Regions from separate parts of the Mus musculus genome. Here region 1 is linked to region 2. Evidence: chromatin loops called from intact Hi-C (ENCODE). Cell type or tissue: left cerebral cortex. All regions are shown on one strand.

Region 1 (8,000 bases), 150 kb before region 2:
CCGGCAGAAAGTAAGGCACTGTGTGGCTGCTGGAAATGCAGTGATCTTAACTCCTGGAGAGGATGGGCTAGCCTCCTGAGATGCTCCCACCACAAGGAGATGCTGAGAAAGCAGAGCTGTACAGAGAGATAACTAAACTGGCTGGAGAAGCAAAGTAAAGACCCACACTGCAGCAACCCCTGGTTTTCTAGTTCTCATATGCTTGCCTTCCTTATTATCTTGGGACTTTTTAACGCAGCCATGTTTCCTTTGCACACTCACACAAAAGAGGATTCACACGCATACACACGCACTCGCGCGCGCGCACACACACACACACACACACATCATTTTAGTTTGAAATAATCTTTGCTTGGTTTCTATTGGAATTTAAGTAGTGAACCTGATTGAAGCCAGAGTCTAAAAGAGAATACCTTGGTTGACATGTGGATATTGGCTCCTTTGTCCAGAAGCAAGGTGACCATGTCTGTGTGCCCCTCTTGTGAGGCCAGATGCAGTGGAGTGACCCCTTGCTTTGTCACAGTGTTAGTCTCGGCCCCATAGTTCAGTAGTGTGGAAGCTATCTGCATCTGATTCTTCTTGGCAGCAATGTGTAAGGGAGTATAGCCATTCTACAACAGAAACAAGAAAGATAGATATGACCCACACATACACACACGATACACATAAAGACACATCACATCACATAGAACACATGCATGCACACACATTGCACACAGAGAGGAACATTTAATAAGTGCTCAAATATTTACCGCCAATGGAAGTAATGAAGTATAATCAGCCAGAAAAGATAAATGTGAGCTGACAGCTAATTTAGATGCTTAGCTATAACGTGATTCTATCTGACCATACCCAGATCTTTGCCACCAAAGACACAGGATCACCTGTTATCCTTTGGAACAGATCCAGATGGAAAGGCACCCAATCTGAAAGTCTCTCCATAATTGGATTCTCTCCCAAACACGAAAGAAAGTACAGCAGGCACCTCTTCTACGTGATAGTCCTCAGTACCCGGTGGGGAGTTGCTTCTCTGTCTAGAAACTTTTCTAGATGCTTCCCTCATCCAGGCTAAGTATCCCATTCCTTCAAGTGTTCTGACCCTTTGGTCATTTCTAATCTTCTCTCTCCAAAAGATGGCCTCTTCTGTGCTGACTATGATCTATCCATAATGCTCTCTGAATCGTCCAGTCTCCCGCCACTGGAATTCTATGTCAGATATGGTTTTAACCACATAGAATCAAATGGAGTTACTTCTAAGGTATTGTTAGGATATTTTTCCCCAAATGGTTCTAACTGGAGTGTTCTTTCCTCTCCCTGAGCAAATGCTATTTAAGTCCTAGAATAAGCCAGGCTCGGTGACGGGGCAAGGAACACAATGTGGTTAAAATTTGCGTTGTTAGGAATCTAATGTAATATGACTATTTTCCAATCATGATAAAAAAGTCTAACATCTGATTTTAAAATATATTTTTTCAAACAAGTGGCTGAAAGACATAACAGCTATGTATGGTTTCAACATTAAAAATGTATGTGCAAACAGCCTAAACTGAGAGGATAGTGGATAATCTGTTGCTAGGTAACCAGGCTTGGTAAGAGCTGTGCTTACATACAGATGACAGATACACAACACGAAGATATTAGTAGTCTACAGACCCTCTTAAAACTCTCCACAATGAAGTTGATGGAGATAAACATTTAAAAGACAAAGAAACGAGAGACTCCTTGTAAAATCAGAGTAAAAAGTTTGATGTTAGAAGGAATGAAGGTATGAAAGGTTATGTTTTATAGGCAAGGAGGAAAAATCTATAATGCCTTTGTCAGGTTATATGACTCAGGATCTAAAACACTGACAGCTAGTAATAAGATTAATTTTCACAAGCTAATATGCACTCCCTATTGATAACTGCTGGTTCTAAAAATTGCAAATATATATATATATGTATATATATATATATACATATATACATATATGTATATATATATATATACACACACATGTGTACATGTATATGTATTATATATATAAAATTAGTATACATGTACATATGTACATATATATTTATATAGTAAAAGGTTTTAGACAGAGCAATAGGTAGAAACAGTTGTTTTGTTTTAAGTTACCAATAGCAAAAGTTATTATCACTGTTTCATGGAAGTTATTTAGAAGCAAGGCCCATGTATACTTGGATTATAGATACATGGCACCCGGAAATTTGGGGCTCTGGTCCTCACCTTGGCCGTGGCATGAGGGGAAGCACCCTTCTCCAGCAGCAACAGCGCCACCTTCTGGTTGTCATAATGAGCAGCAACATGGAGCGGGGTAAGGCCATTCTGTAAAGGTGGTATTTGAATCTCACTCAGCATTAATACATTAGCGCTAGCTGCTCTGAAGCTACCAGGATGCGTGGACGGTGCTATCGATTAATTACATGTTAATTAATTAATATGGTCAGTGGAAAGATAGTTTTCATATTAGAAACATAACTAAAATTAAGAATGTTTGCGCTGAAAATTAGCAAAGGGCAGCTTTCTGGTCACAACAAACAGAAGTCCAAATTTCTATGTACACCACAAGGATTCTTACTATAGAGAAGCTGTGGGACCTTCAGGATAAGACACGGGGGAAAAATGCTTCTAAATTGCAGTCTACAACAAAGGTTAGGGGCATATATTCCCAACTTGTGTAGTTGGTGTAATTGTGCCTGGTGCATTATTCTTGATTTCTGATGAGTGATTTAAAAAAAAAAAAATGAGTCAACAGAATCCGATGACAAAAACATGCTACAGAAACCCCTTACCTTCCCTGCTGAATCTGCGGCTGCACGACGTTGCAAGAGAAGTTTTGCCACATCCAGGCTTCCATACTTGGCTGCTACATGCAGGGGAGTGAAGCCCTTCTATAGTCCGACGACAGAGAAATGTGAGAGAAATGTAAAAATTAGGGATTTTCCCCCTAAATTCCTTACAAAATTTTTGTTAACCTATTAAGCAAACTTTGTTGAGTCTCTAGTTGTAAAAATTGATGGCATGAAATCTGCCAGTCCTGGATAAGTCTACAGGTTAGGAATAAGGTTTACCCAAACCTGGTAGGAGCTTTCTTAGGCTTGATGGAGTAAAAACAACAATAACAACAAATGTGTCTGAAATCTTGGGGACTGGGTCTTGACATTAATAGACTTGAGATTCATAACCTCCACTGGTTCAGTAAACCGCTTTGATTTATGAATGGAAAGCAGAACACCGGAGGCACGTCTTTGCTTGCTCTTGCCCCATCTAAAACAAACACGACCAAATTAATAGCTGTCTTCAGTTTCTTATAGACTCTTTTATACTTTCCATTCCAAATTTGTTTACTTAAGTTTTAGATTATTTTATGAAGCTTTGGTTGAAAAGAAAACGATTTGATTCAGCTGATGTACTTTCTGCAAAACTGGCCAGAGAGATGATCTACAGAATAAAATAAAAAGGGTATTCTACTAAAAACATTGGTTTTTAACATAGTGACATTCGTCTTCTTTCCCCAAAGACCATGCTGTCCAAGGATCAATTCCTCGAGTCAAATCCATTGTCCTTGTATGCCAATGGCTAATGAGCACTCAACAGTTAACCACAAACTGAAGCTTTAACACTGTTTTTAAAAAATGCTTGCCCTACACATTTTATATGCATACCCTCAATGTTCTGCGAGCCTAACCAACTGAGGCACTTCAATGAGCAGCACGCTATAAATAGCATGAGTCCCAGTCCTGAAACCTCCAGGTGGCACAGCTTGTGCCCTATGATGTCACCCACCCTCCTGGACAGACACCTCAGCCTCATGCTTTTCTGGAACAATAGCAGGAGTCAGAGAACTCTAACACTCCCCAGGGCCCAAAAAATAAACCCAGCAAATACTTCTGTACTGGGTACAATTTAAGTCCCCATCAAAAGCACCGAATATCTCCCAAGAACCAATACTGCCCTTTCAAAGTGTCAGCAGATCAATTATTTTTAATTAAAATGACATTTTAATTTCTATTTTTTTATATATAAAAGAAGTAAGCATTTGGTCTTAGTAAGTTCTTGGATGAGAATGAATTCTCTGGCTTTTTTCCCCGCGTGGGACAAATGTAGGAATGGCTGGAGGATGGCTTCCTTTAGCAGCCTTCCATAGAAGTTCACCTGCTGACATGCTGTTGAGGCTCTGCCCCCAGCACTCCGTGAGCACAGGGTTGGATTGTGCTAGCTTGGGTAAAGTAGACTACTGTGGTGCAACATTATAGGGTGGAAGAAAATAACCGCCTATCCTTACAGTCCAGCTGGGGCTGGACTGACTCCTTTGTACTTTTGGAAACCCTTGTCAAGCCAAACTACTTAGCTGGTGCAGGATGACAGGATCCTGGCGGGAAGGCATCTCTTGAGTCACTGGCCACTTCTTTCCCTGTGAATCTTATCAGGGCTTCGTCTCCTTCTTGTATTTATAAACACATAAGAGACTTCAATGATGGCGAGTCACCCAGGCTTCAGCTCTCCTGAGTCCTAAACTGCTCTGTGTAACAATTGCGTCCAGTTTACTACTCTACTGCACTATGGCATTGGATAATTTTTCAATCCTAAAAATCTTTGAAAGACAGGAAACTACTTTCTATTCCTTTACTTTTATATCTATTAATTCTATCCCTTTGGATGCTCATCAGTTGAGATGGCTGCCAAGTCTCTTGTGTTGCCGTAGTCATCGCACCTTGGTTGCACTGAGTGTAGGTTCTGAGTTTTTTCTTTTTGAAGGGTTTTTAAAATGCATTCACCTTTTCAGGCGGGGTAATTTGAAAATGTATCCACTTCTTATGTCAGAACATTTGAAAATGCTTTTATTTTTATTTTGTGTATGTTAATGTACATGAGGCCTGACCGTGTGACTGTGCACCACATGTTGCTTCAGAGGCCAGTAGAGGGTGTCACAGTCCCTGGAACCGGAGTTGCAGTTGGCTTTCTCGGATGCTTTGTGAGTGCCAGGTCCTCTGTAAGAGCAGCAAGCGTTCTTCACCAGTGAGCTAGAGCTCTAGCCCCACATCAGAACATTTTTCTGAGTATTTTTCTGATTAGCCTTGTGTTGAGAATAGCTAGTAGACTGCTCTCCTTCTGAGGGCTCCGAGGGAGGCCACAGCAATACTTCAGTCCATACTTGATAACTTCCTTGGCCTCAGGCATTTACTGAAAGCCAGCTAAAATGGCGTTTCACATCATGTGAACTGCTACTGTATATGTGGAAGTACTTTGCCCTGTGACAGGCTCACGTAGTCTAGGATTCTGTTTGCCTGGTTTTTGTGTTCCTTTGCATTAGCTCAATCTAATTTGCTCCAGGGACGTGGGCATATTCATGCTTTATCGTGACTCATCCCCATGTAGTGAGTCTCGAGTGGAATATATCCAAGAGACAGAAAAGCTGCCCTGTCTGACCATGGAGCCTTGAACACAAGCTTGGGATACTTTAGTCTTTTTGCTTGGTGTTACTGCAGCTTATGAACTGATCTGCAAACCTGCTCTGTTTAGTTGCGGTTAAAAAAAAAAAAACTACAGAGAGAGTGAACCTGGCAAACATTTGGGCAGTGGTGTGAATAAGGGACCCCATTGACTCAGGGATCTGAACACTTGATCTCCAGTTGTGGGCACTCTTCGGGAGAGCTGTGGAGCCTTGCCTGACTTTCCATTCTTTCTCTGCCTCCTGGTGTGCTGATGTAATGTGATCATCCAGGTTCCTTCTCGGGCCACCCATTGCCATGCCATCCCTGACACTGGGAACAGCTCCTTTCTGGACTTATAAGCCACGATAATCGCTCTCTCACAAGAGATGCTTTGGGTCATGATATTTTATCTTAACAACAAAAAGGACCCGACACAGTTGGACAAAGGAAATGAAATACCACATGAGAGGTGATGGGGTTAGCACTGGGAAGGGCGGGATATAAGCAAGCAAACTGTCACTCGGCTCTGTCACCAAGCAAACTGCACTATTGCACTAAGGCAGGATTTTCTCCTCACTGGTGGTGACAATTCAATGTATTTGGGAATCCCCCTTTTTTTTTTCTCTAGAGAATATGTATATATTATAGTCAAAAGGGGGGGAGTAAACTTTGCTTTGTAGTAATGAAATTGTAATTACTATTTCTGGATACCTATACCAAGCAGAACTGGCACATGAAATAGAAGACAGTAATGCAGGAATTTTCCTTGAAGACATGACATAAAAATTTACAACCTCCTCCCATCGTTTAGATTGTAATCTAAAATACTCAGAGACAGAAACAAGCCAGAGGCCTGCCAGAGATTTTTCCCCTCCTGAGACTCTTCAGGAGCTGAATGAAGCCTTGGTTCCTCTTAGTCACCCCCACCCCTTACCTTGGTCGCTAAGGAATGGGCTGCTCCCGCTTCCAGCAGGACAGAGGCCACGTCTACCTGTCCTTCCCGAGCAGAGATGTGTAGTGGTGTGTACCCATTTGTAGTGGCTGCATCGGGGTGAGCCATATGCTGTAGAAGCAGCTGGACAATTTCCGTCTTCCCCAGCCTGGAGGCAATGTGTAAAGGTGTCTGCTCCTCCTACAAGGCAAGGCAAGAAGGAATCAGTTAGGTCCCGGCAAACCCAACCTTATTAGCAGTGCAGGCCTCTCAAACACTTCACGGTGCCTTCCTCTAGGAAGATATCTTCATGTACGAAGAGGCAGTAGTAATCTCTTCTCAAAAAATAATTGTTATTACCCTGTCATGGCTTTATTTGTATTTGTTATAGAAGTGATCTATTTGACCACAAAAAAAACTCTCTTAAATTTTTAAAAAGATTTTATGTGTTCAGTTATATGTATGGAAATGCACCATGAATGTATAGTTCCCACAGAAGGCAGAAGAGGCATCCGATCGTCTGGAACTAGAGTTTTAGACAGTCTGTGAGCCATTATAACGGTGTGGAAATCAAACCCAAATCTTCTGCAAAAACAGAAGGTGCTTTTAACCACTAAGCCCCTTCCTTAGATTTTCAAAAAGTATGTATGTGCATTCATAAACTTGGTAACTGTTTGATGAATACCCCAAAACTATCTTTTCATTCTTTCTGTCTTCAACTCTATGCTTACTTACAGGCAAACTCATGATTTTGAAGGAGAAAAGAAATCAAGTCCAGAATCCCTAAGACCTAGATTTTCCTCCAAGAGCTTTCAACAAGAGGCAAAATTTATTCTGGGAACTGAATCAAGAGAAAAGACCCAAGGAAGCTGGAAATGCTCTTTCTACTTCCCTCCTGAGCCAAGGACACAACGGATGGCCATTTTGTTCTCGGAGAGCTGTGGATAAAGACTACATTGTAAAATGATTTAAAGAGATGCTGTTCCAGGAAGCATTGCAGATGCTCTTGCAACGCACATCTAGGACTTCAAACATGAAATGGAACTCTGCAACAAAAAAAAAAAAAAGAGTAAACTCTCTGCCAAGTGTTTTTGCTCTAAAAACAGAGAGGATGGAGCTGAGGAGAATGGGCAGGAAGGACATATTCGGCAAGGCTCATGAGATCACCTGACTCTAACGTGTACTCGAGGTTAAAAGAACTGAAAAAAAAGAAAGAAAGAAACTACTGTCACTTATAAAAATAAAATTGAGTGTGCCCCTCAGAATGCAAAGGGGTGTGTCTTTATAATATTTTCCAGGGGGAGTCACCATAAAAGAGGTTTTAGAAAACCCATAGGAAGAGGTGAAATAGCATCATATGAATTCAAGATAGGAGGAAATTAATAAGTAATAGCAACACAATTATTTTACCAATGGAATTGGAATTTTATAAAAAACCCTACAACTTACAAATTTCTTTCACGCATGGTGCATGTATGATTCGCCCCATAATAGATATCAAAAGAAAACATAACATGTATTGCTGAGCAGTTTTTCTAGAACAAGTGACTAAGAGAGCAGTGAGGTCTCAAAGACTGCCCAGGGTCATTCAAGCGACTCAGACACCAAAGACAGATGCAGGAAGATGG
Region 2 (8,000 bases):
ATATATGTAGATCTAGAGCAAAGGTTGACTTATAAAGCATTCCGGTAGTAGACTAATAACAACCAATGATAAAGCAGAAAAGCTGCAAAACAAAAGCTGCGACTCCTGGTCACTGAGACCATGGTAAGCCAAACTGGATAACTGAGGGGCCAATGAGTTATGACCTAGTCATACAAAACAACTCAAAGTTCTAGAAAATATTACTTTCATAGTACAAATAAATAAAACACAATTCTATTTAAAAACACTCCAATACTCCTGTCAGAAGCCTTCCTGGCCCATTGCATACACCCAGTAAGTATTCTCATTGCCATCAAGTATAAATCCAAATAGAAAATATAAAGAATAAAGACATTGGCCAGGGCATCTCTTCGAGGCAAAGCTGTACACAGCAGGTCTTCTTCCTCCAAGACAGTATGATGGTAAAATAAAGGGAAGGAATGGTCAGAGTGCTCCGTTTCTCTGAAGAATTATTTGAAAGGGACTTAGAAAAGACTAATTTTATTTTCTATTGCGTCCCATACACCACCACCTTGAAGTTTAATAAATATAAATATACAAGTGCATTTTAGAAATCTGATCAAAAAGAAAAAATAACAAAAGTGATTTCAATAGTCTATCATGGGCAGCCAACTGGCCATGATTTAAGGTGCAAATCTTGACTTCAAAAAGTTCATTACCTAAGAAACTTATAAAATGTATGGAAGTAATTATAGTAAAATCACAACCTTAAGTTTATCTAGTTTCTCTCAAATGCATTGTTTAGTCAAACCCTTAAAATGCTTAAATTTCTTTTGGTTGTAGAATGTCATTATAGAGGTGAAAAACTTGCAACATTAGTAGCTTAAATGGTTTACTTACAATGTTCATTGATGGTACAATCATGCTATCTTCTTTCCCTAGTGAAATTTGGACCCAGGCATATCTAAGTTCAAATCCCAAGCCTGCCACTTGATAGCTATCTATGACTAAGGAAGATCCACTTCTGAGTCTCAGTTTCCTTGTCTGTGAAATCAAGAAGATGTCTAATGTATACAGTTGTTAAATGGACCAATATGTATGTATCCAATATAAGGTCCTTCAGTACTTAATAAATTATATTTTAAAGGTTCTAAAAGGCCTATCAGTTTTAACATTATGAATCAATGAGCTATTCATTAAAAATAAATAGATATCTGAGTATGGTAATGTATGCTTTTAATACTAGCTCTCAGGAGTCAAAGGCAGGTAGATTGTTTTATAAGTTCAAGGCTAGCCTTTTCTCTATAGTATATTCCAAGATAGACATAGATACATGGTAAGACTTTATCAAAAAAGAAGAAAGAAAAAGAGAGAAATTGATAAAAAGAATGATGTATATGTTCACAATTGAGCTTTTAGTCGTACTTGTATGAGTGCATGTGTGCATGTGTGTGTGTTGGCATATGTTCATGTTTGGAAGGGTGCCCATTATGCATGCAGAGAGAGGCCAGAGGGGCACAATGAATATCCCTTTCTATCACTTCCTTGAGAAATATTTCCTTGCGACAGCCTCTCGCTAAACCTAGAGCTGTGCTGGTAGGCAACCCTGAGGGATCCTCATGTCCCTGCTCCCCACAGTACTGGGTTTACAGATGCACTCATGGCCAGGCCTGGCCCTTTACATGGATAACAAAATCAGAGCCCGTGTCCTCACGTCTGGACAGCAAGAGGCTCTGACCCTCTAAGTTGTCTCTTTAGTCCCCACAATGGACATTTATTCAAACATAAAGAACAAGTTGTGCCAAGAAAATGGATAGAGAGCTCATCACTTCATCAAAATAAACTAGACTAGATAAGACAGATAATTTTTATGTGAAAGCTTAAAAGAAAAAGACAGTAGATGGGGGGTTAAGAGGCAGGAGGAAAGGGCCGGTTGGAATGAGAGAGGAAAGGGGAGACAGAAAATATGACCAAAGTTGATGCTGAACATGTATGAAAACATCATGCTTTGTGATTCTAGTGAACGGTGTAGACATGACAGACTCAAGAATGGTTAGTCCATTCTGAGAAATGAGAAGAACAAAAGCTTCTTTGACAAGTCGTGGTGAACATAAGGTTAAAGGGGAAAAGTCATTTAGGTATATATACTTTGCTTTTAGAAATGCAACTGTGCTGTCACTCTTATGCGTTCCTTATATGTGATTTTCGAGTTTTAAAAAGTACAGATGGGAAATAGGCAGCTGTAATATATATATATATATATATATATATATGGATGGATGGATATATATACTTGGAATTACTTTTTAGGGCTAAGGTTGTCTTGCCAGCATAAGAATTCTGATACTTAGCTATTCCATCTGGCAGCTCGGGTCTCAAATACTAGACTTCTAGTATAGGAACCAGACTCTGTACATATGAAGATTATTCAGTTAACACTAAGGTGCTAATTAGACCAGAATAGCCTCTTACCCCACAAATGATAGATCAGTGTGCTATCTTTGAGCAAATAAGTTCAAATTAGTTTGTTTCAACCACTCTTGAACTCATTCATTTGCTTAAAGCTTAAATTCATTTATTATACCTCATATTTCACAAACACAATGGACATGCCATATACTTCACTTAAATACTACTTATCCAGTCAAGGAAGCCTGAACATTTTGCTGACAATGAGGTTGAAATGAAATTCCTTAATATGCATATCATTGCCTTTTTTAAAACCCAGAAACGATAAGTTAGTATTATGGGTTTTCATCAAGAAAAGAGTAGGACTGAAGTTTACAAAGAGTTAAAATTTATTGTAAACACTTTATGCAATACAAAGCAAAATAAATATTTCTTAATTAAGTTTATAAAGTTTACAAAGGCATATTAAAATAAATCCCAAATATAAAGCTACCCTAATTGAATTATTTTAAACATCAATAGTTATATCTTGGTAAAATTTCCTTTTAAAATCAATGTATTCCCCCAAGCTCTGTAGTTTTATCTGCACTGGGGATGCATAAAGGACTTTATGGGTAAGAAGCCTTCCATAGATATGAAAATGAAACTCTATATACTCTATTGGTTCTACAACAGAGCTACTACCTTACAATTATGACATGACATGAGCAGAAACCATGATCATGTTAAAATGATTTCTGAAGATGATAGTCTAGAGCCCAGTAACAGGCATTTTCAATCCTCCATGAGCTGCCATCTCATTATTTCGCTCTAAGAAATAATCTGAGCTGGGACTTTTTTTTTGTTTTTTTTTTTTGTTTTTGTTTTGTTTTGGTTTGGTTTGTTTTTTTGTCAAATCACATTTGAAAACTAGGTTGGGCTGGAATTTGGGGTAGGGGAAGTTGTCAATCTAGGAAAGACACTTGCTATAGCTTGGAAGTAAACCCCATCGTTTGGTAAACCTTTATTGTGCTGTGTAATGCTGCATGCATCTGCCATAGAAGAAGTTTATATGAAAACAGAAGAACGAAGATAAATACTGTCAAATTACTCTGGTTCTAGGGCAATGATATCTAAATTTGCCCAGACGATCTTGTCCTGTTATACCAGCAAACAATGATCTTGCTGACAGTGCCAGGTTCAAGCTAAAGTAAGACGGCAATCAAGCAACCGAGAAATTCCCACCAAGTACTGGCACTTGCCATTTTAACGATGCAACTTTTTCAGGAGTAAGGAGGTTTAGGGAAAGAATGGCAGTGAACCCCATGTGGAAACCAAGCACAGGACAGTCTAACGGCTCCCCGAGAATGGATGCAAGGCACTTGAGCTAAGCAATGTTATTGGGTCTCAACTGGATGTTGTTCAAGTATTCCTCGCCAAGAAATAATACACCGTAGTTGAGGGAACAAAGATTTAAGAGGATATAAATACACGAAAAATGCTTCAGGCAGTAATGTTCTATGGAGAGGATTAAAAACAAAACCGTAGGAGCCATAGAGGAGGAAATCCACCCAACCAAGATGGCCAGTAAGTAAGACTTGGGTACTATAAAAGACTCCAAGCACTCTTGAAACAAGGCATTTTAAAGGTCACATAAACAGTACTACATTTTCTCCAGAAGAGAAGCCACTAAATACACTAATTTTGTTTCCAGATAGTAATCATTTGATCTAACTAGTGGAGAAGTGGAACAGCATCAGGATGAAGGAAGACCTCGACTCACTGTGGCTCCTTAGGTGTCTCTCAAATTTAAAATTAAAAAAAAAAAAAAAGAGGCAATGACAAGGCTTCTCAATGCACAGGTGAACGTGGCGATCACGGAGGAAACAGGGAAATGGTCCCTGGAGCACATGCGTTAGCAAACCTGTGTGTCGCTTTGCATCTCTTAATCCCAGACCTGTTTAAAATGAGCTTGTGTACAATACACTATTTTTACATTCTGCTAATGTAATATACCATTTGTCATCTGAAATTATTCAGTGACCTAGTTTGTTAATTAAAGTGTTTAGATACAACAACTTCTTTACAGCCAGACAACTGGCTGAATGAGTATCTCATTACTGTCAGTTTGTAAGATTTATATTTTTAGGGAAATTTAATATTTAAAAAAAGAAAGAAAAAAACATGTTTCGGAGAAAGACAGCCAATCTGCGGTTGGCTTACTGTTAGGAGAGTCGATGATTCACTGCCTTGGTGAGCTAGCTATTTCCACTTAATTGCCAGCAGTAGAAAAGTAAATTACAGAATTAATAATAGAAAATAAGAATTCTAAAAATGCAGAAGCACAGATCACTGCATCCATATTTTTAGTCTATTCTAGTGTAGAATAATGTCAACACTCGGGAAGGCAAGGAGGTATACAGATCCTGTGGCTTATTCCCAATCAGAGATCTTGATTGAAAATACCATCGGTGTAGAAGTGCCCGAGGTCCAGTAGTAGACACGGGCAACGCGAAGAGGACAACCCTCTGGCCATACAGAAACCCTTCCTTCTTCTGTGAGAGTAATCTGGAAGACTGGAGAACTCGGCTTTAAGACGGAATGATCTAATGGAGGTTAGAGAAAAGAGAAAGGGAAATGATGGATTTTGCTTTGCTTGATCAAAGCGAAGGAATTCCATCCTGCTCAGGCATCTCCTCCCAATGCAGCAAATCCAGGCGAGAGCTCCTCTGAGCTGCAAAGTGTGCTCGGAAATGGTGCAGGGGAGGGATGGAAAAAAGGAGGATGAAGTTGTCAGTTCTAAAGGCTGAAGATTCTACACGGCGCTACAAAAGGGCGCGGGGTGGGGGGAGGGGGGCGCACACGAGGTTCTCCATACCTTTCTTTTCCGCTCCATCCGATCCCTGGGGATTTTCCGTTGTTTTTTTCTCTCTCTGTCCAGATTTTTTTCCTTTTCATCCAGTTCAGCCTCTCTAACTTTTTTGATAGAAGCAGCAGCGTGAGCCATTTTGGCAGACGAAATCGGCAGAGGATAACTTTCCACTCCCCAGCAATACAGGTGATTTGACTGCTATGTGGAGATGTGATTTTTCCCCCCAGCAGAGCAATGGCTGGCAGACAGAACACTCACAAAATAATCCACTCCGCCCCCGAGCTAGGTCATAATCTTGCTCCAGCCTCTGCAGCACCCATAATTCACTCGAGCGTCCCCCTAGGTTGCGAGCCGAGCCCCTGAGCAGCCCACACCTGCACACAGGCATGCACAGGTGAGCGCCCACGCTCAGCAATGGTCCCGGGGGAGGGCGGAGCTCTGGACCCGGAGCTCCTCAGCAGTTGGGTGGCCCCGAGTGCAGACAAGCATCCTAATAGTTGCAGAAGCCTTCCTTAGGCGCTCATCACCAGTTGGAACGGTCTTGGGGGACTCCTCCAGACAGTCTGTCTTCAGACCGGAGCCAGGAAGAGGCCACCTCGGTGAAAGTCCTAGGGGGGGTGGGGAGTTCTCTGCCGCTTGCAACCACACCTCTATGCAGGGCGAGAGAAAATGGTGCAGTCTCGCTAAGGACCCGGCGCCGCCGCTGCTGCCGCCGCCGCCGCGGTTGCTACGGGCAGCACGTGACATAGATGCCTGCGTCTTAAATCCCTCAGCCCTTCCCTTCTCCAAGGTACATTTGGAGAAAATAATCTACGCTGCGGGGTTGGGAGGAGAGGAGCAGAGCTGGAGTGACTTGCCACTTGCAAGGCAGAGAGGGAGAGAGCGGGTCTGGGAAGGACTGGGAGTTGCCCGGGCTCCCCGGTGCGGTTTTACAGACCCACGTGAGGCCGCCTTAGCAGCTTGCTTTGGCAAGGGATCAAACCGGGCTGTATGTCAGTGAGCGCTGTATAAGCCGGCTTTGGCGAGGTTACCCTGAGGAAGCAGGAGTAGAGGACCGCAAAGAAGAAAGCAAGCACCCCTGAAAACCATCCTCCATCACTCTAAGAGGGACACGCAGGTACCCAGTTAGGCGTCTTTGAAATTCGCAACGCTGTTTTAAACCTACCCGTGAACGTGACAAGCAACGGAATGAAATCAAGTAAAATTAGAATTTCTGGATGTTCTCTTACATGCTCAGTATGGAAATACAGGGGAAGAACATAGTGTATAAAATGCAGATGCTCCCACTATACCCAGCAGGGAGGAGAAAATCACCTGTAAGCTCAAGCTGGAATTCTCCAATTACAAACACTGTTCAATTTTCCTAAGTTTGCTAAAATTTTAGCAAGGGCTGACTGAATACTCTCGGTGTCTCATTTTCTAGCTGGACAAAGTCATAGCTAGAAAATTTTATCCAGATGGATTGTGAAGGTCCTTCCTCTTCAACCTTCGTATTTTAGAGAAACAAAAATTATGAACACTGTAGCAACTGGGAGGAAAACAATATAATCTGATTCTACATAAATCCTATAAGTAGAGAAAAATGTTGAAAGTGTTCTTAGAAAATGTTTATAATGAAACTCTTCGCTCTGCTAACGTAACATTTTTAATAACAAACTCTGTGTTTATAAATGAAGGATACAAAGCCTCATTTTGCCCCAGTGTGTGAAGAGAGTACACTAGTGAGGCTTTGGTTTGGTTTGGTTTGGTTTTATGAGAAAATGCTAGATTTTGTACTTTGGTCTTACATGTTTTGGCTTATATAATTTACAATTTTTGTTTTTCATTTAAACTGTGCTGAAGGCAGCAGTTGGCAAACGAGTTCTGTGGTAGTGCAGACACGTTGGTTCTTCATCTGATTCAAATGTTGGTTCGAAGCAGAGAATAATTACCCTGGCATGAGGTCACATGTTATTAGTGATGTGTTAGTTCCAGGGTCAGCCAGCTTAGAACAGATTATGTCTCTTATATAAGAAGGGCTATCATCCTCTGGCACCCACAGCTGAGAATCAGATCCACAAAACACAGAAAACCCTATCCACTTCAGCTTGCCTTCAGCCCTCATGGCCCTTCCCTGGAAAGGTGTCTGCCCAGGTTTCTTGGGAAGTTAACAGATTTGGGGGCAATTCGTTTATCTGCTTGGCAAGAGTAGCCACAGTTATCTCCTAGTTATCTCCCCTTCACACATGTCCTCTACTCTGTCCTGAAATCAAAGCCATCATTACTCAAGGGTGCTTCTGGGAAGCAGGAGGAACCCAGCACTGCCTGTTCCTGGTGCCATCTGGCATTCCCTTGTCTTCTAAATCCTCATCTTTAAAAAAAAAAAAGGTTTAGAGCAAGCAAGCCACACCTGATTTGTGGATGTCCTTTTAGCTTAGTAATCTGAGTCCTAATGGAACGTGGCTGAGCCTCCTACCGTGGTCTTTCTGTCAGTTGGGGGTGACTGAGGATTCTTCTAGAAGAGACCTTTCCCACTACCTCAGTAGGATCTGCTTCTGTCATCCCATAATACCCTCTCCCTTTGCAGACTTCTCAGTAGGAAAGGGAACCCCACATGCTACAGCAGAAGGTGAGCAGCGCCTGTTGTCACAAACATTTACTTCTTTCATTAGTTCTTCCTACCCTCACTGCAGACCCTCTTGGAAACCTAGCCAGTAGCAGCTTCACTATCCTGTTCTCTTATGCCAGGCAATGTTCACATTTTTAAACTTCAGTTTGGTAACTAAAAACAAACCTAAGA

The links. Hi-C counts contacts between places; a loop is a spot of excess contacts. Peaks named below come from ENCODE experiments on the same cell type or tissue, not always from the same donor. Only the 100,000 strongest peaks of a DNase experiment are listed, where the experiment ranks them.
Region 1: a loop joins it to region 2, with 3 times the contacts of the local background. A loop is called at or near these places in 5 of 42 quality-filtered maps.

Annotation. Positions count from the first base shown.
Region 1 is chr3:127,010,441-127,018,440 of GRCm38, forward strand. It overlaps Ank2 (ankyrin 2, brain), which reads right to left. Exons shown (of 48, transcript NM_001327938.1): 15 at 6,376-6,573; 16 at 2,799-2,897; 17 at 2,233-2,331; 18 at 414-611. Among named protein-coding and RNA genes, the nearest start is that of Gm25501, 9.1 kb to the left of the region's middle. In left cerebral cortex, CTCF peaks have their summits at 2,283 (motif pointing left) and 4,909 (motif pointing right); DNase peaks (open chromatin) are centred at 2,282, 4,989, 5,334 and 7,305; H3K27ac peaks cover 2,968 bases.
Region 2 is chr3:127,156,452-127,164,451 of GRCm38, forward strand. All of the region lies in intron 1 of Ank2 (ankyrin 2, brain), which reads right to left. It overlaps Gm16958 (predicted gene, 16958), which reads left to right and starts at 4,854. Exons shown (of 3, transcript NR_105030.1): 1 at 4,854-4,964. In left cerebral cortex, no CTCF peak of the experiment used is centred here; DNase peaks (open chromatin) are centred at 1,604, 3,687, 4,645, 5,022 and 4 more places; H3K4me3 peaks cover 5,841 bases; H3K27ac peaks cover 6,366 bases.